Regions from separate parts of the Homo sapiens genome. Here regions 1 and 2 are each linked to region 3. The links are chromatin loops, found by intact Hi-C in ENCODE. Cell type or tissue: MCF 10A. All regions are shown on one strand.

Region 1 (8,000 bases), 630 kb after region 3:
CAGTCAGGGAGAAAGTTGCCCAGGAGCTTTGTCTCCAGCACTCTCTGGGTACCCATCATGGGTAGGGGTGGGCCTGGGGGGCTCCAGGTAACCAGCCAAGGGCTGTATGGACAGACCACCCCTGGAACCCGGGCTGCCAAGAGACACGGCACCCAGTGGGGGAGGTGCCAAGCCTGGCATTGGCCAGGGTGCTGGACAAGCCATAGCGTGGCTTGGTGGCCCAGTGAGCAGGCAGAGGAGGCCACAGGAGAGACAAAGGCAGCTAAGGAGTGGGAGCAGGAACCAGGGCCTTGTCACCCTGCCATCACCTTGTCACCAAACCCACGAGTACCTGTCACCCTGCCAGGGCAGACACCTGAGAGGGGCTTTTTTTTTTTTTTTTTTTTTTTTTTTTGAGACAGAGTCTTGCTCTGTTGCCCAGGCTGGAGTGCAGTAGCACGGTTTCAGCTCGTTGCAAACTCCACCTCCCAGGGTCAAGTGATTCTCCTGCCTCAGCCTTCCAAGTAGCAGTGATTACAGACACCTGCCACCATGCCTGGCTGATTTTTGTATTTTTGGTACAGATGGGATTTCACCATGTTTGCCAGGCTGGTCTCGACCTCCTGATCTCCTGTGATCCGCCTGCCTCAGCCTCCCAAAGTGCTGAGATTACAGGTGTGAGCCACTGCGCCTGGCTGAGAGAGGCTCTTGATGCCTTCTCACTCACCCTTGGCTGGTGGCCACCTCCCGCCAATGCTCCTTCCTCAATCCTGACCCGGTCTTTGCTCCATGGTCCAGCCACCCTCCCTCTCAACATGAGTGCCTGCTGGTGCTGTAGCCTTCCAACTGGACCACCCTCTCTCTCCCCCATTTCCCCACTGGATTATTTGTGGACCAGCCCACCAAGGACAGCCTTCAGCTTCTGTGTTCTTCCAAGTGCTTGGCAGAGGTTGGAGCCCCTTTGTGTTTCCTGCAACCCCGGTTCTCACTTGTGCTCTTAAGAAAAAACTCATCTGAGAGTATCCACTTGTTCTCACACAAGGACCACTGCGCTCAGGTCACACAAATGCAGCGTGGATCCCAGCCTGGCTTCTGATTCCCCATGACCTTCAGGAGCCGACCCTTGCTCCCTGGTCCTGGGCATCTGTGGAGCCCCAGCTCCGAGCCAAGCCACCGGGGTCTCTTGCCCCACTTTCCTCTCTGGGTGACAGGCACCCTACCCCACCTCAGGACTATTTCTAGAGGCTAGAAATTCCCCTAGCAGGCTCAAGTTCCTGCTGCTCTTTATTTGGGAGCAGCTGCTTGTTTCTTGCTCTGTGGGATAACCTGAAATCTGACATCTGCCCCTGCCCATTGGCTCAGCCTAAATGCTCATTTCCGGGTGCTGCCTTTTCTGCCAGAAAGAGGGCCAGCCATTTCCACTCTGCCTGCGCCTCAGAAAGCCTGGGCAGCAGTCCAGGGCTCCCCAGTGGATTGCACCCAGCTTGCTGCCGGTGCGGCAGGGGTCCTGGTCTCAAGGGGAAGATGCATCCTTAAGGCTGGTCTGGTCTCTAGCTGCCCTGTGTCCCTCTTCATGGTTTCTCTAAGAGGCATCTGTTTTGCTCATCACAAATGACTCCAGGTCACTTTAAATGCATGTGAGGCTTTTCAGGCTGAGCCCAGTGGCTCATGCCTATGATCCCAGCACTTTGGGATGCTGTGGCAGGAGAATCTCTTGAGGCCAAAAGTTTGAGGTTAAATAAGTAAATAAATGTAAGACTTTTATAAAAAGATTACTTATGTGTTTCTACATACTGATCCACATTTTGAAAACAAATTCCAGTCGTTTTGGTATGCCTAAAATTGTTCCAATTTTGTTTTGTTTTGTTTTGTTTTGTTTTTGAGACAGGGTCTGGCTCTGTTGCCCAGGCTGGAGCGCAGTGGTGTGGTTATGGCTCACTGCAGCCTCGACCTTGTGGGTTCAAGTGATCCTCCCACTTCAGCCTCCCGAATAGCTGGGACTACAGGTGCGCATCACCACACCCAGATCGTTTTTTAAATTTTTTTGTGGAGAAAAGGGTCTCCCTATTTTGTCCAGGCTGGCCTCAAACCCCTAGGCTCAAGCAGTCCTGCCACCTCAGCCTCCCAAATGCTGGGATTACAGGCATGACAGCCACTGTGCCCGGCCTAAAATTGTTCCAGTTATAAAGATTGGATTTCAAGGGGGTGGGGTTGCATTAGAATCACCTTCCCCAAACCACGTGTTCCCTATGCTGCCCCCGACCCAACACACACAGATTCTCAAATACCTCCTCCTCCCCACAGCCGTGGCCCAGTCGCCTGTCAGAGCTGACGATCCTTACTGAGGACTGCGGTTGCAGCCCCCGGGGGCCAGCCTGCCCTGCAGACACACCGGGGTGGAAGAGGGTTGAGAGCAGGCCCTGAAGCAGCTTTTTTTTTTTTTTTGAGACGGAATCTTGCTCTGTCACCCAGACTGGAGTGCAGGGGTGTGGTCTCGGCTCACTGCCAGCTCCGCCTCCTGGGTTCACACCATTCTCCTGCCTCATCCTCCTGAGTAGCACCCAGCTAATTTTTGGTATTTTTAGTAGAAATGGGGTTTCACCATGTTAGCCAGGATGGTCTCAATCTCCTGACCTCGAATGATCCACACACCTCGCCTCCCAAAGTGCTGGGACGCCTGGCCCTGAAGCAGCTTTTATGGAGAGGCACAGTGAAAGGAAAGATTGGCTGAGAGATCATGGTGGCCAGCCGGGGGCAGAGGCAGTGGGGAGAGACAGGGCTGATTTGCGAGGGACGTGGTGGGGACTGGAAGGGCTGGGGTGGGAGCTGGGTGTGGATACCAGGTCAGGAGGAGTTGTTTTCGCAGGCCGGACTCCTTCTGTTCATTAAAAGTATTTCTAGGCCAGACACAGTGGCTCATGTCTCTAATCTCAGCACTTTGGGAAGCCAAGGCAGGCCGATCACCTGAGGCCAGCAGTTTGAGACCAGCCTGGTCAACATGGTGAAAACCCGTCTCTACTAAAAATACAAAAAATTAGCCGAGTGTGGTGGTGCACCCCTGTAATCCCAGCTACTGGAGAGGCTGAAGCAGGGGAATTGCTTGAACCCAGGAGACAGAGGCTGTAGTGTGTAGGGACCAGCCCCACAGGGTCGGTGGGTCTCTCCCTGTGTGCGGTGACGAGAGAGTGTAGAAATAAAGACAAGACAAAAAGATAAGAGAAAAGACAGCTGGGCCAGGGGTACCACTACCACCAATGCGTGGAGACCGGTAGTGGCCCCGAATGTCGGGCTGCGCTGTTATTTATTGGATACAAGGCAGAAGGGGCAGGGTAAAGAATGTGAGTCACCTCCAATGATAGGTAAGGTCACGTGGGTCACGTGTCGACTGGACAGGAGTCCCTTCCCTGCCTGGCAGCCGAGGCAGAGAAGGAGAGGAGACAGAGAGAAAGACAGCTTACACCATTATTTCTGCATACCAGGGACTATTAGTATTTTCACTAATTTACTACTGCTATCTAGAAGGCAGAGCCAGGTGTACGGGATGGAACATGAAGGCAGACTAGGAGCGTGACCACTGAAGCACAGCATCACAGGGAGACGGTTAGGCCTCTGGATAACTGCAGGCGAGCCTGACTAATGCCAGGCCCTCCACAAGAGGTGGAGGAGCAGAGTCTTCTCTAAACTCCCCCGGGTAAAGGGAGACCCGCTTTCCCGGTCTGCTAAGTAGCGGGTGTTGTTCCTTGACACCTTTTGCTACCGCTGGACCACGGTCCGCCTGGTAACAGGCATCTTCCCAGACGCTGGCATCACCGCTAGACCAAGGAGCCCTCTGGTGGCCCTGTCCGGGCATAACAGAAGGCTCGCACTCTTGTCTTCTGGTCACACCTCACTATGTCCCCTCAGCTCCTATCTCTGTATGGCCTGGTTTTTCCTAGGCTATGATTATAGAGAGAGGATTATTATAACATTGGAATAAAAAGTAATTGCTACAAACTAATGATTAATGATATTCATATATAATCATATCTAAGATCTATATCTGGTATAACTATTCTTGTTTTATATTTTATTATACTGGAACAGTTCGTGTCCTCTGTCTCTTGCCTTGGCGCCTGGGTGGCTTGCCACCCACAGTAGTGAGCCGAGATCACACCATTGCACTACAGAGTGAGACTCCATCTCAAAAAAAAAAAAAAAGTATTTCTGGTCTCTTCCCATCCAGCCCTGAGGGAAGCCGTGGGGCAGAGAGTTGCTTCTGGCTCATGCCGGCCGCCTCCTACCAGTGCGTCCTGTCTCGGCACTGGCCACCTGGTCAGAGGTGAGCGGCTCTGCCCAGGGGCTTGTCAGTCACCAGGGGAGGGGACTGTGGCATTGAGGACAATGGGTTGTGCTGCTAAGCCAGAGAGGCTGGCAGAGGGCACAAGGCTGGCAGGGGCACAAGGCTGGCAGAGGGCACAAGCCTGGCAGGGCCAGACACCAGGGGGTCTGAGGCCAGGGCCAGGAGGGATGCTTCCCTCCCGCACTCATCCATCAGCCTCCTTGGCCTGCCCCAGGGGGTGTGTGCAGGTGCATGCAACGTCACCTCCTCCGAGAAGCCCGCCCTGACTCCCTTTCCTCCCTCCCACCTGAGGTGGCCATTCCCTTAGTGAGGAGATAATCTGACAACCTGGGTTCAAACGCTGGTTCCACCTCTTAGCTAGCTGTGGGTCCTGGGTACGATGCTCTGGGCCTGAGTTTCCTCATCCATAGAAGAGGGGTAATAGTACCACGGATCTCACGGAGTTACTATGATGAGCATGACACAAAATCCAGGTGCACCTCCTGCCCTCAGTGCCTACGACGTAGCGTGCTGTCACAGTACACGCCGTTATAATTCGTTATTAAAGCCACAATTGTCCTGTGCTACTCTGCTAGAGCTCTTCCTATTTTTGATTATAAATTTATGTGTTTTGGCCACCAACCCAGAAACTTCCAGAAAGCAGGGACCATGAATCCCTCTGGAAAACAGTGTTAATTATAATCTTAGCAGTCACAGTGATTGTAACGCTAGCAGTTACTGTTTCTTGAACATCTACCCCATGCCAGGCGCTGTCCAGCATGTTCTGTGGAGACATTAATGGAATCGTCACAGCGACCCTTCCAGGGAGGAGGTCTCATCCCCACTTCTCAGCCCTGCCCGAGGTCACAGAGCTGTCTGTGGTGTTAAGCTTGCTTCATCTGACCCTGTGGCCAATCCCCACATCCGCCACACCATCTGTCTTCCACGAGGCTGCAGAGACTCAGTAAGTGTTGGATGGAATAATTGTTTATTTTTTGGTGGGGGCTGGGGGTGGGAGCCCAGTGTTTTAGATAATGAGAAAACAGATAAATTCCTGATAAACATGCTCCCAACAGGTCTACAGCGATGTGCTATAATATGTGTCCTTTAAGCTGTAAGAACTAACAGCAGAGCCCAGATGTGCAAGGCCCCCTCAATCTAAGCCCTTAATTATCATTTATTTATTTATTTTATGTTTGAGAAAGGGTCTTCCTCTGTTGTGCAGGCTGGAGTGGAGAGGTGCAGTCATGGCTCACAGCAGCCTCAAACTTCCAGGTTTCTAGCGATCCTCCCACCTTAGCTTCCTAACTAGCTTGGACTACAAGTGCGTGCCTCCATGTCCTGTTAATTAAAAAATAAATTTTTTTAAGAGATGGGGGTCTCACTGTGTTGCCCAGGCTGGTCTCAAGCTCCTGGGCTCAAGTGATTCTCTCTGGCCTTGGCCTCCCAAAGTGCTGGGATTACAAGCAAGAGCCACCACACCTGGTCCTCAGTTTTGTTTTGTTTTGTTTTGTTTCATTAAAAAAAAAAAAAATTCGGCCGGGCACAGTGGCTCATGCCTATAATCCCAGCACTTTGGGAGGCCAAGGCGGGCGGATCATGAGGTCAGGAGATGGAGACCATCCTGGCTAACACAGTGAAACCCCATCTCTACTAAAAATACAAAAAAATTAGCTGGGCATGGTGGCGGGCACCTGTACTGCCAGCTACTCGGGAGGCCGAGGCAGGAGAATGGCATGAACCCAGGAGGTGGAGCTTGCAGTGAGCCGAGATGGCACCACTGCACTCCAGCCTGAGTGACAAAGCGAGACTCCATCTCAAAAAAAAGAAAAAAAGAAATTCACCTCTGTAGCAGCCAGAAGCCTTTACTTTTTAGCACAGAGCAAATGGAAAGTGTGCCTGGGACAGCACGAGGCTTGGAGGTTCTGCAGAGCTACCCCAGGCACCTGTTTCATTTGGTCCTCTGTGTGTGGCTCAGCTGTGACGTTGGAGCTCTGGCCTTCTTATTCCCACTTTATAGGTGGGGAAACTGAAGCAGCAAGGGCGTGGCTCGGCCAAGGCCACACAGTGGGTCTGGGCCAGATCGGAGGCCTCTAATTAGGAGGTCTGGGCCCTAATTGGTGTCCCCTCCCTTTGCCTAGAGTAGTGATTGGGCCCTGCCCCAATGGGTGCCAACCTGTTCGGGTGCCAGGGTGCCTGTTGGTTCAGAGGGTTGGGGATGGAGTTGTTTCATGTCCTGCTGACCCCTCCCCTCTTTCTTCCTACAGGTTGTGCTTCAGGCCCCCCTCTTCCCAAATGGCATCTGAGTCCTGCGGTGGGCTGTGGGCTCTCTCTATACTCATACCAAGCAGCTGTGGCTCCTCCATGGGATGTGGTCAGGCCCTGGGGCACCTGAGAACCCTGCCCCATGTCCAACCTCCTGTGGGGGCTGGCCCAGGGCTCCACAGCAAAACCCAGGCTGCCTCTGAGCCCTGCCAGAAGGTGGGCATCAGAGACGCTTCTGCAGAATGTGGAGAAGATGCAGGGATGGGGAGTCCCCAGGTCCCCGTGAACTGACTTCTCTCGGCTCCACACGACGCAGAGTCTCCGCTCCATGTCAGCCTCAAGGCTGAGACTGGTAAAGTATGATTTCTACCTCCTGCAGTCACAAACCCCTGTAAGAGTTTGAAGAAAGCCTCCGCGGGAAGGAGCATATTTGTCCCGACTCACAATGTTGGGACCACAGCGCCAGGGGAACCTGCGGGGCCAGTCTCCAAAGTCAGCCCAGAACCCCAGTCTGCAGTGAGTGGCTGGGACCTCGCCCCGGTAGACACACTTCTGGGTGTGTTTAAAGAACGCTGGGTGAAATTGACTCCTGTTTTTTCAGACAATCCTCTCTCCAACAGAAGATTATGGCAGTGGATGCCCTTCTGAAGAGGGAAGTGTCCAGAATGGTTGAATGGAGGGTGTCCCCATTTCCGCAGCGACTGTCCCTGCGTGAGTTCTTGAGTTGAACATGTGTCAACTGGATGTCACAAGGGTTCACTTGTCAGGGGGTTGGGGTGTCAGCAATGGGGTGTCGTTTGCCTTTAAAAAAATTTCAGGCCAGGTGGGGTGGCCCACGCCTGTAATCCCTGAACTTTGGGAGGCCAAGACGGTTGGATCCCCTGAGGTCAGGAGTCCGAGATCAGCCTGGCCAACATGGTGAAACCCCGCCTCTACTAAAGATACAAAAAAATTAGCCGGGTGTAGTGGTGGGTGCCTGTAATCCCAGCTACTCAGGAGGCCGAAGCAGGAGAATCCCTTGAACCTGGAAGGCAGAGGTTGCAATGAGCTGAGATCTCGCCATTGCACTCCAGCCTGGGCAACAGAGCAAGACTCCATCTTAAAAACAAACAAACAAACAAAAACCCCACAAATTTCAGATACCTAAGAAGCCACAGAATGTTCAGATATCGACATCATTTTCCTATCTTAGATGGGCTCAGCTCTGCCCTCTGCCCAGGGGTGAACACCAAAGAGCTAGGACTGTGTCTTCAGCATAGTCTCCTTTTACAGTTGCAGAAACTGAACCAGCCAGATTAACTGTGATTAGCCAGTCAGTGTGGTGTGGACTTGGCATTCCACCTGGAGCCTTTCTGGAGACCTACTTGGTGAGGGAGAATGACGAGGGCTGGGGGAGGGGCCCAGAGAAGGGGCCGGGGTGGGGGCCATGGCTCAACCT
Region 2 (8,000 bases), 72 kb after region 3:
GGGCGCGGGGCCGCGCGGGGCGAGCTCGGGATCCGCGGGGAAGAAGCCCTCCGGGACCGCGCCTCGGCCGCCCGAGCCCCCCGCGCCCGCCGCCCCCCACCTCGGTCGGGGGCTTACCTGGGAGCCCGCTGCCCCCGGCCAGCCGCCCGCGTGTGCCCAGGGCCAGCAGCACGCACAAGTGCCAGCGCACGGCCGCCGCGCCCATGCTCAATGCGGGCCCCGCTGGGCGTGCGGGCGTGCGGGGCGCGGGGACCCGACCGACCGGCCGCTCCCGCAGGCGCTGCTCGCTGCTCGCCGCTCCGCCACCGCTCGGGCTCCCGAGCCGCCCAGCCAGCCCGGCTGATGAGCTGACAGCGCGCGCTCATTGGCCCGTGGCGTCGGAGGGGCGGGGCGTCGCCCAGGGCCGGCCAATGGGCGCCGGCCTCCGGCCCTCCGAGGAAGAGGGGGGCTCGGGCGTCGTCGGGGGGACCCTTCCCCTGGGGCGGGCGGCAGGTGGGGGGTGTGGGCCTGGCCGGCCGGCTCGCTAGGCGCGGGGTCTAGGCCAGGCTGGGGCTGCTTGGAGGCTGCGCCCTCCCCTGCCCGCGGCGCCCCGGCCCCCGCCGTCGAGAGTGGACGCCCCTCTGGGGTAACCCCTCCCGGCCCAGAGGCAGCCTCGGGGGCGGGGATCCTGCGAACCGGGGATCCCGTGAGGTCGCCCGCCATCCGTGGGCAGTGAAACGCGCCAGCGCGCAGAGCAGACTCGCCTGCGCTGCCGTTTGCTGGACGTTTCTTGAGCACCTACTGGGGACCGAGTGCGGGCGAGGCAGCAGCGAAGGAACCGGGAGGGGAAACCTCGTGAAGATCACTTGAAAATTGACGTTCAAAACAAACGAACTTTTTAGCACTCGTCAAAGGACAGTGGCCCGTCAGTGTGCTTGTCACGGGGCGGCCGCAGGACCTGCGTCTGGAACCGGGCGGGCGCCCGGGACGGACAATGCCGCTTGGCGGTCGGTCCCGCGGGAGGCCCCCGCACGGGGCTAACCTCGGCCGGCGAAGTTCGCTGCCCGGAATGCGAGGCCGAGGCCTCCCCCTGTGACAGACCGGGCGGGGCCAGGAGGAGGGGCAGGGCGGGCATCCCGGTCCGAAGACCCAGGAACTGCTCTGGCCTGGCCTGGGGTCTACACCTGACGCCTGGCGAGGGTTGGCTTCGGGTCTGGTCCCACCGGGCCTGGGAGGGACGGGCGGCTGGAAATAAATGGCCCCTCTCAGTTCCAGGCAGGACGCTTTAAGGGACGAAAGTTCAGCAAACCCCAAGGCCCATCTCCTTGACAACCACCAATAAGAGCTCCTTTTTTCTTCTCCTGCTCTCCAGGCCCAACTCAAAGACAACTCTTTTCTCTTTTTGTCCACTCTGCCTGCACCAGTTTGAGCCCCTCCACACCAGCTCCCTTTCCTGCCCCCAACACACACACGCACACACACACACACACACACACACACACACACACACACAGTCACACATGCAGACACATGCTCTCACGTGCAATCACTCAGACACAGCCTCACACCCTCACACCCTCCAGCACACACACGCTCACACATGCTTCTTCACGCCCTCATCCAACCTACCGTAGACGAGCTCCTCAGCCCTGGAAGGTTAAATCTGTGTCCAGCCAGCTCTCACACCCCATCTGACTTCACATCAGCTTGTGGCACGGGCCTGGTGGCTGAGGCAAGGGGTCCCCTACATGGGGATCGGGGGTGTGGGGGGTCCAGAGATGCCCAAAGAAGAAGGAAGCGCTGCCTGTTGTCTCCACTGAGCCCCCACCCCATTGCTCCAGACATTTCGGTCTGCACGGCTGCTCCTGGCTGCTGGTTTAATTTGGGAGATGCTGTTGACAGGCTTTATTTTGTCCCCGTCAATTGTGTAGCTTTGAGTTTCTGCAGGGGGTGGGGAGTTCCCTCAGAACCACATATTATCTTGTGCATTGGGCAACAGGGCAAGCAGTGTGAGGTGGTGGGGGAGGTTCTTCCAGGGGGCTCTGACCTACTTGAAACAATGCCCTCTAATGTGCCTGGTCATTAGGCACCCCCCCGCCCAGCCCTAGCCAGGTGCCCCTCAAGCTTGATGGCAGCAAGAGAAGCTTCTTCCAGGCTCCATCCCCACAAATCAAGGCAGGAATGGAGGCAGGTTACTCTGTGACCCCTCAGCCCAGAGGTAGCTGTCCCTTGTACCAAGTTGTAGTCCCCAGCCTGCCCCCAAGCGATTGCTCAGGTCAAGTTTGCTGGTGAATTATCACCCTCTAAGGTGTGCAGGCAGAGAGAAAGTGGTTCCTTCTAGGCAGCTGTTGTCTATGTGGAGGACTCAGCGAGCAGAGGAGGAGGGAAATGGAGAGAAGACACACCTGTAAGCCCCTCACAGGTGAAGGAAAGGAGGCGGCCTGTGGAGCAGAGAAAGAGGAGGTCACTTCTGCCCCAGGGCGCCGTCAGGGAGGCCTCTTAGGACAGGTGACCTGGGCTAGACACAGAACATAAAGAGGATATTTGCCTAATGGATGAGAAGAACAAATAGAGAATCTGCCAAGGTCCATGAGTGAAGGCGAGGACTGAATAAGTGAGCCAGAGAATGTTCTGGAAGCATCTTGAAAACTGCAGAGCACTGTATGCACATGACAGTGATGTGCTGGAGGGCTGCGTGCAGAAACGGATGAGTCTGTTTTGCACTGCGGTGGGCTGGCAGGTGGGAACCCATAGCCAGGCCTCCAGCACGGGATGGCTTGGAACCTCTGGATGCCAAGCTGGGATAGTGGAGGCCGAAGGCTGCTGAATTGCACAGTGACTTTGGCAGGGAGCACACTATGGCTCCTGTCACCTCCAAATGACCTATGAGCTCTCTGTGTTGCAAACAAGTCATCTCTTACCCCTTTGGGATGTAAGGGATGACTCAGCTTTATGTTCTGTCATCTTTCTAACGGTCCCTAGCCTCACCAAACTGCTGCAAAGGGAACCCCACAGCTGTCCTATTTTTCACACCCCAGAGCCTGCACCCTTTCCCCTGCCAGGAGCACCCTTGGTTTCCCTTCTTCACAGGGCCCACCCCTCCTCTTCTGCCCATACCCTGACCCCTGCCTCCAGCTGGGTGTGAGGCTTCCTCTGGGCTTCCGCAGTCCCCTGGAGTTACCTCATCAGAGCTTGGCTCGCTCTGGGTTTTACCTCTGTCTTCTCCTAGACTGGGGGTTCTCGAGGGCAGGGCTTGCAGCTGATCTATATCTGAGGCCACAGCTCCTAGTTGGGGCCTAAGAAATTATTGCTAAATTAGTGAATGAACGAACAAAGAGACAAGGCAGACATCATTTAACTGATCATTCTTATTGCTCCAGGAAAAAGGAACAATAAGCCAAAGGAGGATTTAAGCCAAATCTTTGGCTATTTGACAGGGTCTTGAGAGTGAATCCAACTGCCTACTCCGTCCTGCCCACCTCCACGTCTGTGCCTCGGTGGGGAAGCTGGTCCAACCAGTAGGATGGCAGTCGTCAGGGGCCCAGAGTGGCTGACCTGGGGCCCTTTGGCTCCCCCTGGTGACGCCTCACACAGGTCTCAGTGGAAGAGGAGGGAAGGAAGCTCCCCTCTTGCTTCCTTCCAGGTACACCCTCTCGGACCCAACCCCAGCGGCCGACCCCAGTCCTCAGCACTGGGAAAGCCAGAGGCCCTGGACCCGGCAGGTCTGCTCTCAGACCACACCCTGTAACCTTAGCTAAATCTACTGACATCTCTGTGGGTTCAGGTTCCTCCTCTGTATAGGTGACCTACCTCTTAGAGTTGTCGGGAAGATTCAACACAGCAGAAATGGTGTGGAAGCTCTCCAAACCTCAGTTTTCTCATCAGTAAAATGAGAGTGATGCTAGCTAGTGTTTTTCACTCACCCGTGGGGAGGATTCAGTGAGATCTTGTACATAAAGCCCTTAGGACATGCGATGATTATTCTTACTACTACTATCACTACTGCTAGTACTGGTACTGTTACTAATAGTAGCAGATGGTAGTAATATACAACCAGTTAAGAACACTTCACAATTTAAAAACTTCCTCATGAAGAATTCTCTTGCTTAATAATAGTTGTGGAAGTTCTTTCAGAAAATAAATTTCTTTGCCAGCATAAAATGTCATTACATAGATGTCAAGCTTCCATATTGATTCCTTTAAATGCTTTTGTCATCCTTTCTGTCTCTCTGTCTCTCTTTTTTTTTTTTTTTTTGAGACCCAGTCTCGCTCTGTCGCCCAGGCTGGAGTGCAATGGCGCAATCTTGGCTCACTGCGACCTCCGCCTCCCACGTTCAAGTAATTTTTGTGCCTCAGCCTCCCGAGTAGCTGAGATTACAGGCACACACCACCACGCCCAGCTATTTTTTGTGTGTGTGTGTGTGTTTTTAGTAGAGACGGGGTTTCACCACTTTGCCAGGCTGGTCTCCAACTCCTGAGCTCAGGCAATACACCCACTTCCGTCTCCCAAAGTGCTGGGATTACAGGCGTGAGCCACTGCACCCAGCCATCCTTTTTTTTTTTTTTAATTAAAAGTGAAATTGCATAATAGCCTCCTCTGGTTGCACATGTTTTTAGACCTTTGAGGGTAGACTTTTGCAATCCCTAAATGACCTTCGGCCACACAGGCCCATTTCTTGGCCTGACCTGTCAAGTGAGGGTCTTAGTTCCCAGGAACCCACGTTCCAGATTCTGAGACGTCCCACCTGAGTTGTGTCACCCAGCATATTCTGACCTGTTGCTGCTGTCTCCTTCCGGGGGGGTAACAATAGTTGACGTGTGTTGAGCATTATATATACCAGACACTCTGCTGAGATGTCCCGGGCGTTATATCTTCTAAGCTTGTGAGCCATCTCTGCTTCACACCTGCAGAGATGGGGACTCAGGCTGCCTGCCCAGGATCCCAGAGCTAGTAAGTGGCAGAGGTGGGATTTGAACCCAGGTCTGTGTGACCCCCCATGGCACACTCTTAACCATTCTTCTTTAATGAAACACACTCAGAGACTCAAAGGGCTGAGGGGCGTGGGGGTGGTAGGGCACTCCTGGCTGTAATGCTTCAAGTTTTACTTTTTTAGTTTAGATATTGAGAAAAGTGGTTTTCACATAGTGGCTGACAGTGTTTGAATTTGTGTTCCCACCTCTGCTAGTCTGTTTTCATCCTGCTGATAAAGGCATACCTGAGACTGGGCAATTTACAAAAGAAAGAGGTTTAATTGGACTTACAATTCCATGTGGCTGGGGAAGCCTCACAATCATGGTGTAAGGCAAAGAGGAGCAAGTCCCATCTTACATGGATGGCAGCAGGCAAAAAGAGAATGAGGAAGATGCAAAAGCGGAAACCCCTGATAAAACCATCAGATCTCATGAGACTTATTCACTACCATGAGAACAACATGGGGGAACTACCCCCATGATTCAATTATCTCCCACTGGGTCCCTCCTGCAACACGTGGGAATTATGGGAGTACGTTTCAAGATGAGATTTGGGTGGGGACACAGCCAAACCAGATCACCACCCAAATCTCATGTCCAATTGTAATCCCCAATGTGGGAAGAGGAAAGGCCTGACGGGAGGTGATTGGATCATGGGGGCGGATTTCCCCCTGGCTGTTCTCATGATAGTGAGTGAGTTACCACGAGATCTCCTTGTTTAAAAGTGTGTAGCACCTTCCCCCTTGCACTCTTCCTCCTGCTCCTACAATGTGAGACGAGCCTGCTTCCCCTTCGCCTTCCGCCATGATTGTAAGTTTCCTGAGGCCTTCCCAGCCATGCTTCCTGTACAGCCTGCAGAATTGTGAGCCAATTAAACCTCTTTTCTTTATAAATTACCCAGTCTCAGGTAGTTCTTTCTAGCAATGCAAGAACAGACTAATACAGTGGTCAAATTGTAACAGTTCATAACTCACAGGGTTGGTTTTAGGGATGACTCAGTTTTATGTTTTCTCATCTTTCTAACAGTCCCCAAATCTGTTGGAACCGCCCTTCCACATGCCAAGGAGACACAAAAGACGAGACAACACCAAGAAGGACTTCCCGGAGTCTTCCAGCGGGAGCTGGAGGATTAGCTGCTTTTCCCTTGTAGCCACACCACGTGGAGCCTTGCAGTGTACCAGGCACACCTCCACCCATTGCCTCATGGCTGCAAGTTCATGGACACATTTACAGGAAAAGCTGCAGATCAATCCTAGAGATAGCCCAGCCTATGCTCTTCATTTGACAGCTGGGGAAACTGAGGCCCAGCCTCATAGATCTGCTGTCCCTTGGACACATCCATTTGGAGCCCCCTCAGGCACCTAAAGTCCACCAAGTGGGCCCTCAGCTCCTCCTGCCCAAGCCTGCTTCTCTCAGGACTCCCAGCTGGGGTTGGAGGATGCCTCTCATCTCCTCTCTCCACTCCCCACCCCTTGTCAGCACTGTGTTCGTAACCTCTCCTCTCTATCCCCTCGCCCACTGGCACCAGCTCTCACCCACTGAGACTCAAACTCATAACACCAGAGTAGCTAGAGGCAGCTCTCAAAGGGCTTGCCTGACCTCGCCAGTCCCTGCCGCCAGTAGGACAAAATCCACTCAAGACCCTTGGACATGGTGCTCTGTGGGCCTCTCCATCCTCACCTGCTGTCTGGTAAACTCCCACGCTTCATCTCTACCCCACGCCTCTGAGCCACAGCTCACTCCATTCCCTCTTGTTGTGATGCCCTTCCCCATCCGCTGCCTCTGGAAGACAGACTCAGGCTCAGCTCAGGGGCCCTGTTTTCGGGCACCAGCCTCTGTGCTGAGCCCCATTTGTGCCCGGCGTGCCCCTCCACCATGAGCACCGGGAGAGTGTTGAAACCTGGAACCTGTCGGCCTGTCGACGTCTTCCCGCTTAGATCAAAATGTTGTGGTATACCCAGTGTACAGCTTAGTTAGACATCCTGGGCACCTAGTATCCCTTCCACGTGTCAACCCAAGCCCTCAGAAGTGAACAGGTGACTGGCTGAGCCATTCATTGTAATCTACCTCCTAGCCATGTAGACAGGGACACACAATGGCGCCACACCAGTGAGATGCCTTCCTTGGGATTCTCTAGGTGGAGCTGGATGTGTGTGTGGGGTGTCTTCATTCCTGTGTGGGTATGAAGCAGTAAGGGACTGGTGGCCAGAGCTGCCTGTCACTGTGGTCCTACCATTGTGTGGACGGCTTGCCTGGAGGAATGGATCCGCCAGTCAGAGAGAGGCAGAGAGGAGAGTTGGAGAGGGAAAGAGGAGAGAGAGAGAAAGTAGAGAAGGAGGGGAAAGGAGGAATGCGACACTGTTTGAGGCCCTAGTTGAGTCATCTCTTCTGCTCTTAAGACAGTTATGTTGGTTTCTGCCACTTGCAGCCAAAAAAGTCCTGCTCAATCATTGCACGGAGGGGTGGGGGGGTGGGGGGTGCTTCTGTGAAATAACGCCATTGACAAATAACAGACATGCCAGCCCTTGTCCTAAACACTTCACATATATTACAACCCTACTGGCACTAGTTGAGGTAGGTGCTATTATCCCCATTTACAGGTGTGGAAATGTGGCACAGAGAGGTCACACAGCAGAACCAGGAGTCAAACTTAGGTACTACGGCTCCAGAGTACATACTCTTTGCCACTCAAACAGGTATAACCATGATAGTCAATAAAAATGCTCCTATTGGCCAGGCATGGTGGCTCATGCCTGTAATCCCAGCACTTTGAGAGGTCGAGGCGGGTGGTCGAGGTCGGGAGTTCGACACCAGCCTGACCAACATGGAGAAACCTCATCTCCACTAAAAATACAAAATTAGCCAGGCGTGGTGGCGCATGCCTGTAATCCCAGCTACTCAGGAGGCTGAGGCAGGAGAATCATTTGAACCTGGGAGGCAGAGGCTGTGGTGAGCCAAGATCGCGCCGTTGCACTCCAGCCTGGGCAATAAGAATGAGACTCCATCTCAAAAAAAAAAAAAAAAAAAAAAAGAAAAGATCCTACTCTTTC
Region 3 (8,000 bases):
GGCCGCCCTGCACAACCCCCGCTCCCTTCCCACCCTAAGCCTTTGAGAAGGTGCTTTCCTCTGCCTGGGACACGCTCTCGCCCTCCTCTGAATGGCAACTTCTGGCTAGTTACTTGAGATGCTGTTTCTGTGTCACCTCTTCCAGGAAGCCCTCCTTGTTTCCACCCTCTCCACAAGTGCCTAGGTTGGACTGGGGCCATGCCTGGGGCTCCCCTGCTCCCTCCTTGCTCATAGCACTCACCACACTAATTGTACCTGTTACACATTGTCTCCCTCCCTCCAGATGGGGCATTCTCAAAAGGGCCCACACCTGAGTAACCTCTTTGCCCTCGTCCCCTGTACAATGCCTAACACTCAGTGAATGCACAGAAACCCAGTGAATGCACAGAAACCGTCTGATAAACACAAGCTCACTGGTGAGCGGCCTGGGATCAGCTACTCTGGATTTGGACTGTGTCGGAACAGGGGCCAACTCTCAGACAACGGTGGTATGCTTGTCTGCAGGCCCAGACCTGGCTGCCGTTCTGGCTCCCCCTGGATCCCCTAATTCCATGCTGACAGCATCTGCCCCTGGAGTGGCACACTGAGAGCCTCTCGCGGTGCGGCCTCGGCTTCAGTAGAAACACACGGCTCTGCCTTCCACCCTGTATCCCCCAGATTACATTCTCTGGGGCAAATCTAGGCCTGCCGGGAACCAACAGCTGGCGGTCCCGGACTAGACCCCCAGCTGGCCCCGAGCCCAGCCACCCCCAGGCAGCATCCCTAGGGGGTAGTCCCCTCTGGGAAATGCAAGTGACCAAAGACTGCGGGCTTCTACTTACCCAGAGCGCCCCTGTGTCAGGCCCCACAGTGGGCTCTTTGCAAACATTCCTAATTGAACATCTCAATGACCAAGTGCCAGGTACAACCAGCACTCACCGGACAGGTGAGGATGCTGAGGCTTAGACAGATCAAGAGACTTGCCGCCCCAGGTCTTCTACCTTGTGTGAGGGAGTAGGGAGCTGATGCCCTGGTGGCCACTCCATTGGCAGGCCCAAAGGGGTTCTAGCCCCTCCATTAAGTGCTCACCTCACACCTCATCAGCCCTGGTACCCACTTGGCAGCCTGGACGGTCCCTCAAGGGAACTCTGCTCCTCTCGTCGTCCTTCTCACTGCCCCCTCTGCTTTGACCAATATGCCATATTGGATGTAGGGGAAAGAGTTTATCCCCCAGAGCCTCTTGGGGTCCTGGGTCCCAGCTGGGTGTGTGACCCAGCAAAGAAGCTGGCCCACTCTGCCTGGTCCCCTTCCCACCCACTCCACACGCTCGCAGCACCGTCCCTTCTGCTCTGACACCGACTCTGGGCCCTCTTTCAGGGTTCAAAGGCTCCTGCCAGGCCCCAGAGGACTAGTCGTCCTGGGTGTGCACAGGCCTTGGCTCAGCACTCACCACCCAGCTGTTCCAGCCACAAGAGTCCACATCTTGTATTATCTGGCTCCCAACGCCTTCCACGTTCAACTGCTTGTGTGCTTACGTGCCCCTTCATTCCACAAATATTTAGGGAGTGCCTCCTTGGTTTCCAGCCCCAGGATTCCAGGCAGGCGCAGGCCTTTCTACCAACCAGCCCGCTCCTTGTCTGCGCCTCCTCCTGATCTGCTCTCCTAGGGGCCGGACCACAGTGAAGCCCGAATGGGTGCCCAATAAACACCTGCAAGGTGGTTGGTTGATGAGCTCACCGGGCACGGACATGGGCCACAGCTCCGAGAGAAATTGTCCTGCTTTGTGTTTACACGCAAGCAAAAACCAGAATGGATTGGTTTTCTGGAAAGCTAGAACTGGAAGGCGCCTTGGAGAGCATCTAGGTGAAGCCTCTCCATTTCCACTGAGGAGGCTGAAGCCCACGAGACAGTGACTGTCCTGGGTCACGCGGCTGTGACTTGCCCTGGTCACGCAGCTGTCAGTGCAGAGTTCACATGCAGCCTCCCACTTTCGGTCAAGCTCAGCGCTCTTTCTTTCACATCAAGAGGTGGCACACAAGGACTGCTGCCCTTGACCTTTCAGCTCACGCATTCCTTCACTCCCTCAATTGACAAACCTTTGCTAAGCACCAGCTGTGTGCAGGCCCTGGGCTGAGACCGAGGAGGAAGGGTGTCCAACCCCACACGCTCATTCTCAGTTTGAGACCCAGTCACTGCCATGCGGTTCACTGGCAGGCACGCACTGTGTACACAGATGGAGACAGACAGAGCTGGGACTGTGATTGGCTCCTGGCAAGCTTCTCCGAAAGCAGGATGGATGCCAGCCTCCCTTCAGCACCCTCTCCCCACCCCAGGGCCTTGACCAGTCCTGGCACCGGGAACCCCTAGAAAGCTGCCTCTGTGAAATGGGAGGTGGTTCTGTCTCTGACAGTTGGGAGGACCAAGAAACATTTGCAGAGCCACAGAAAGCTCTATGGGTTGGGCAACACCGAGGTGGGGCAGGTTGATTCGACAGCGCTGATTTGCGTCCCCATCCCAGCCCTTTCTAAGGCATGTGGTTTTAGAACTTGTTGTTGCCTAATTTATAAAGTGGGGAGACTAAAACCCTCTTTTTTTTTTTTTTTTTTTTTTTTGAGACAGAGTCTCACTCTGCCGCCCAGGCTGGAGTGCAGTGGTGTAATCAAATCACAGCTCACTGCAGCCTTGAACTCCAGGGCTCAAGCAATCCTCCTGCCTCAGCCTCTGGAGTAGCTGTGACTACAGGTGTGCGCTACCACACCTGACTAATTTTTGTATTTTTTGTAGAGATGAGGTTTCACCATGTTGTCCAGGCTGGTTTCGAACTCCTGGGCTCAAGCGATCCTCCCACCTCGGCCTCCCAAAGTGCTGGGATTACAGGTGTGAGCCACCACGCGCAGCTTAAAACTTTCTTTTGTAAGAGTGTTCAAGGGCAGTAACAGAGGTGATGGGCTCCAGCTCAGATCCCTCAAGCTGCAGGGGGTGCTCTGTAAGGCTGGCCCGCTCCCTCTCCCCTGCCTGCTGGCTCCTCACCTGGAGCCCCTGCCCTGCCTCGTTTCTTCCCCGTTCCTCTCCCTTGATTCCTGAAATTTCCCAGGCTGGTCACTAGGTGTCACCGCAATCAAGTTTTTCTGCCCCCACGGACCTGAGGTCTTGCACCAGAGAAGTCAAGAGTCAAGAGACTCACTCACCTCCTGAGCTTTACTCCCTCAAGGCCCGGGAGGCTGGAGGTGTCCTTCTTTCCTCCCTCAGGTTGCCAGGTTTAGCAAATAAAAATACAGGACGCCTCATTCAATCTGAATTTCAGGTGGACAATCAATACTTCCTGAGTATAAGTATGTTCAAAAGTTGCATGGGTCATACTTATAATAAAAAAAATTACTTGTTTATCTGAAATCCCAGTTTAAATGGGCACTCTGTATTTTATCTGGCAACCCTGCCCTGCCCTCCACAGGGACCCTAAAGGAAGCCATGGCGGACGGACAGGCTGTCTAGTGCCACCCTTAGCTCCTACTGCCAGAGAGCTCAGGCAGGTGCCCAGGCCATGGCCTGCCACGAACAGGGAAAAGGTCTGTTTTTCCTTTCCAGCAGGTGACGAGATGGAGGGCGCCCAGGCATGGGGGCCAAGGTGGTAGCATCCCAAAAGTGTTCCCACAGCAGCCCTGGGAACCCGGAAGGAGACAGTGGTAAGAGCACTGTGGACACACGAACAGGAGGATCTGTAAGGCTGTGAGCAGCGTCCCCGAGCCCCAGCCAGTGACTCTCCACCACTGTCCACCCACATGCCGCAGAAAGGAGCAGGGGCTGCAGAGCCACAGCCTGGGGCTGGAGTCCCGGCTGCGTCACAAGCAGTGGCGCTCACTTCCTCTCCCTCAGCTGTGCATGAGGGGCGGCAGCGGGTACTTCTCATGGCCCTTCGAGGACAAAAGGGGCTCATGGGCTCGGGGCACAGTAGGTACGTTTGGATCATCGGCAGGTACAGCCACTTTGGGGACATAAGCCAATTCCCGCCACCGACTCAAACTTAGTCTGGTGACTTGTCGCTGCACTCAACAGACAAACGTGTGGGCGATCTGTGATGTGCCCTGGGGGCACAGGAGTCAGGCGCTCTGTGATGTGGAGGCGAGGCTGGGCAGCGGGAGGGAAAGGTGTTCTGGAGCAGGAACAAGCCCATGCAGAGGCCTGGGGAGTGAGGCTGGGGGTCTCTGCGCTTCTGACAGACAAACTGGGGCTGGAGAGGCCTCGTGGAGAGAAGCCGGCAGACCTGCAAGCTGACCAGCTGTGGAAGGGAGCAAGGTGGGACAGCAGTGCAGGACCCAGCAAACCACGACGCGCTGGGCGTCCCTCTCCTGGCGGTGGGCTGGGCACACTGCTCTGCACGAGGGGTGTGAAGGCACTTTGTGAACGGATGATGCACACACTTCGGGCATGAGTCCCTCATGAGATGGTCTCATCTCCTCTACACTCCCATGCGGCATGTTTTCCTCTGCACCCTGCCCTGTGTGAGACGTGAGAAACACAAGGATGACTTAAACACATCCCTGCCCTTCTTGGGAGCTCATGGACTGGTCCTGCAGTAGAGGGCTGAACCATTTCAAACACATGAGTGCAAGTAAAGAGGAAGACGTGCACGCCTGCCTAAGAGTCAGAGACAGCTTCAGAGAGGAGGTGAAAGTGCGCTGGGTTTTGATGGATGACTAAGAGTTCTCCAGGAAGGGAGGGGAATGGGAAATGGCAGTAAAGGCAGAGGATGACACATACCGAGGTTGTAATCAGTAAAGGGCACGTGTGCCGTAACAGGGAGAACAACAGGCAGATGGGGAGGAACCAGGAGAGAGGAACTGGACTGTGGGAGGCCTTGGGAGGCAGGAAGGCAGCAGTGCCTGACAATGGAGGAACTCGGAGGGGGGCGGAGAAAGCGCCCCGGCTGCAGGATGCAGGAGGGAAGGGGGATGAGGCGGAGGTAGGGACACCAATTAGCAACCACAACCTTTGAAGAAGGCAGGGCAACAGGGGTGAGGAAGCTGGCTGGGTTTGGGAGGTGAGTAGAGCTCGGACGTGGGATCCGGTCACACTAGGATGTGGGAGCCACACAGGGGAAGGGTGAAGGCAGCACCCCAGCGCTGGTGCCCCACTGATGGGGGACGCGCTAGGAAGCACAGGTCTGGGAGGATGGGAAGATGCTGCGTTTGGTTTTGGGCAGGTGGGAATTCTGTAGCTGGGGTCCCCGTCTAGGGGACAGTTGGTACTGGGGTCAGAGCTGGAGAAGTGGCCACTGCTGGTCAGCAAGGAGACTCAAGAAGCTTAGGGGAGAGCTAGGAGAGGGCTGAGGCAGAGGAGGAGCCAGGATCGGGGGCTGAGGAGGAAGGGAAGAAGTCCCATGGGACGTACATGCTGAAAGAGTCTGGTGACATAATCAAGCAGCCACCAGGCCGGGAGACAAAAACCCACCTGGCTGGCCTCAGGCGGGTGACGAGGACCTGGGGAATGCTGCGGCCAGGGGTGGCCAGGCAGACGTCCCACCAGGAGATTGGCCTTGTGGCCACAGTCACAACCCAATTTCCCTAATGAGGCTAGGGAGGGCTCACACCACTCCCTAATGACCCAGGATGACCTCGGCTGCTTCCCCACTCTGCCAACCAGGCATCTGCCCGGTGGTTTCCGAACCCACACTCCAGATCTGCATGACTTTCCATGCGTAGGGCCTGTGCCCACAAACCCCAGGTGGGAAGCCAGGCTGTGGGCTACGGTGTAGGGGGTGGGCACTGGTCTGGAGCCTAGGGGCCTGGGACAAGTTCCAGCTCTGCCCCCAACATGCTAAGTGACCTCTGACAGGACACATGGTGTTTCCAGGGCCTCTGCTACTTCACTCTAGAACAGGCGTGCAGGCCAGCTTCCCTCCAGGGCAGCATGCTTTCGGTTCTCACGCACGTCAACTCCATGACCTCGCCTCAGCTTTTCCTGACTGCCTGCTCCCTACAGACCCCAGGCTGGACACTGGGGGGCCAGCGGGTCCTTGTGTCCAAGGGCATATCCTCACTTGGGGGAGAAAGGCCCGGGAGCAGAGACATGAGAGACAGGGCAGGGAGGCTGAGGGTGGAGGCCGAATGAGACAGAGGCAGGGATGCGTAGGTTCCACCTGGGGGATCAGGAGGTGTGCGGGGAAAAGGTGTAGAGGGTTCTCAGTGAGCGATGGTCAGTCAGGATGAGCGGGAGTTCCAGACAGAGGGAGCTGTGTGGGCAGAGGCCGGGATGAGAAGTTCACTATGGCTGGTTCATGACATGCCAAGCAAGGACAGGCTGCAGAGAACCACATTCCTCTCAGGAGCCATGGGAAGGTCTTGAGTGGGGAATGACAGAGCCAGAGGGTTGGGCAGAGCAGTGGTTCTGGCTGCTACCAGAAGGCTTGCGGGGCAGGGAGGCCTGTGAGGCAGCTGCCGCACTAACTCAGGCAAAAGACGGCAGCGCAGCCCTAGGCAGAGGGCAGCATGGCGAGACAGGGGCTCCTTGTGTCACAGGGCATCTGGGCTGCACAGCACCCCTGCCCCTGGCCCCCCATCCATTGGTTCATCAAGTGTCTTTGATCTTAGGAGGCGGTTGGGCCTGGGTGCAAATCTTGGCTTTGCTACTTCTTCACTACGGACAAGTCTCTTTGCTTTTCAGCCTCCATTTGCTCACCTGCAAAATGGGGTAGCTACATGACACAGACTGTTCTCAGGATCTGATGACTCGTGTCAGAGTCTATGCACTATGCTCAGCTATGATGCGTATGACAGCTTTGCACAGTTCTAGTGATCTGGACCGGGCTCTACATGAGGCGATGTCTTGTATATACGATCTCATTTTAATTCTCGTAAACAATTCTGTCATAAAATATATGAATGTTTGCCCCAGGACTTGTGGCAGAGAAGGACGCCAGGGCTGGGCAAGCTACCTGTTGGCCTAGCCCTCTGGGTTGCAGCTCTCCCTGCCCTGCACCCACAACTCTGGGAGATTTGAAAGTTCTGCAGCTTAGGGGAAATTTATACCACTGATGTGAAGTCAGTACTGGGGGTGCCCCTGGCGCCGGCTCAAGGCCAGGCCAGGAGAGGGGCGTGAAGCTGGGCTTACCAGCCGAAAGAGTTGTTTATGGAGTGGGAGGCTCATAAAAAATAATGGGCTGGATTTATTGTCCCCACCTTGAGGGCCATTCCGGACCGCACAGGGCCAGGACAGGCCTCCTCCGGTAGCACCATAAATCTCTCCAGTAAGCAAGGGAGCTGTTTATTCTCCTGTCCACCTGGTCTGCAGCAGGCAAGGGAGCGAGGAGAACCTGCAACCCCACATGTCCTGCCTGGCGCCCTTGCCTGGCTGATCTTCTCCAAGGAGTGGCTGAAGAAGGCAGGTGCTGAGGCTGGGATGGGATTCGGAGGCATGGCCACACCCTCTCTTTAAACAGGAAGTTCCTAGCCGTGCTGCCCCAGCACTCACAGTTGATAATGGAAAGCCCTGGAACAGGGCAGGGGATGTCTCTGGCCCTGCAGGAGCCGTGCTAGGGCCCCTCAGGTCAAGGCCTGGCCCAGATCCTATAGGAATCCCGTCCCAGGAGCCAATAGGAACCTGACAGCTAGGCACACTGATAGGATCCTATCAATATGTGGCTGAGGTGGCTCAGGAGGGCCCATGGGTCTCTGTCCATTGGCTTGTTTCTTTGAGTCTGCAAGTGGATGGTGCAGGGCAAAAAGAACTGACATTGGCCTCAGAATCCAGCCCCTGATCCTGAAGTCCTGCCCCCCCAGTGCAGCTCAGGGAAGCTCAGTTTTCCCTCCCATGATGGGGACATTAGTACTTATCCAAAGCATGTCACAGGGTGGCTGTGAGCATCAGGCGACCCTGTATGGAAACCACAGCAAAGCTCCAGGAGGGTGGAGCTGGGCCTGTCGAGGACACCTGAGCTGCGGGAGGGTGGGGCTGGGCCTCCTGAGGACACCTGTGGGCTGAGACAGGTTTGGGGGAAGGACAGTGTCCAGTCAGCCTGCAGGCCA

Evidence for each region. A loop is a pair of places that touch in the nucleus more often than their neighbours do. Peaks named below come from ENCODE experiments on the same cell type or tissue, not always from the same donor. Only the 100,000 strongest peaks of a DNase experiment are listed, where the experiment ranks them.
Region 1: a loop joins it to region 3, with 4 times the contacts of the local background. A loop is called at or near these places in 2 of 110 quality-filtered maps.
Region 2: it touches region 3 in a loop (19-fold over the local background); 89 of 110 quality-filtered maps call a loop at or near these places.

What each region holds. Positions count from the first base shown.
Region 1 is chr22:43,900,816-43,908,815 of GRCh38, forward strand. No RefSeq gene overlaps it. Among named protein-coding and RNA genes, the nearest start is that of PNPLA5, 13 kb to the left of the region's middle. RefSeq lists an enhancer at 4,348-4,848. In MCF 10A, a CTCF peak has its summit at 3,803 (motif pointing left); no DNase peak of the experiment used is centred here.
Region 2 is chr22:43,343,057-43,351,056 of GRCh38, forward strand. SCUBE1 (signal peptide, CUB domain and EGF like domain containing 1) reads right to left here and starts at 316. Exons shown (of 22, transcript NM_173050.5): 1 at 118-316. The coding sequence starts at 205. RefSeq lists a silencer at 3,458-3,603. In MCF 10A, a CTCF peak has its summit at 3,567 (motif pointing left); no DNase peak of the experiment used is centred here.
Region 3 is chr22:43,270,995-43,278,994 of GRCh38, forward strand. All of the region lies in intron 4 of SCUBE1 (signal peptide, CUB domain and EGF like domain containing 1), which reads right to left. SCUBE1-AS1 (SCUBE1 antisense RNA 1) reads left to right here and starts at 4,948. Exons shown (of 2, transcript NR_134582.1): 1 at 4,948-5,017. RefSeq lists an enhancer at 6,726-7,226. In MCF 10A, a CTCF peak has its summit at 3,097 (motif pointing right); DNase peaks (open chromatin) are centred at 3,107 and 4,717.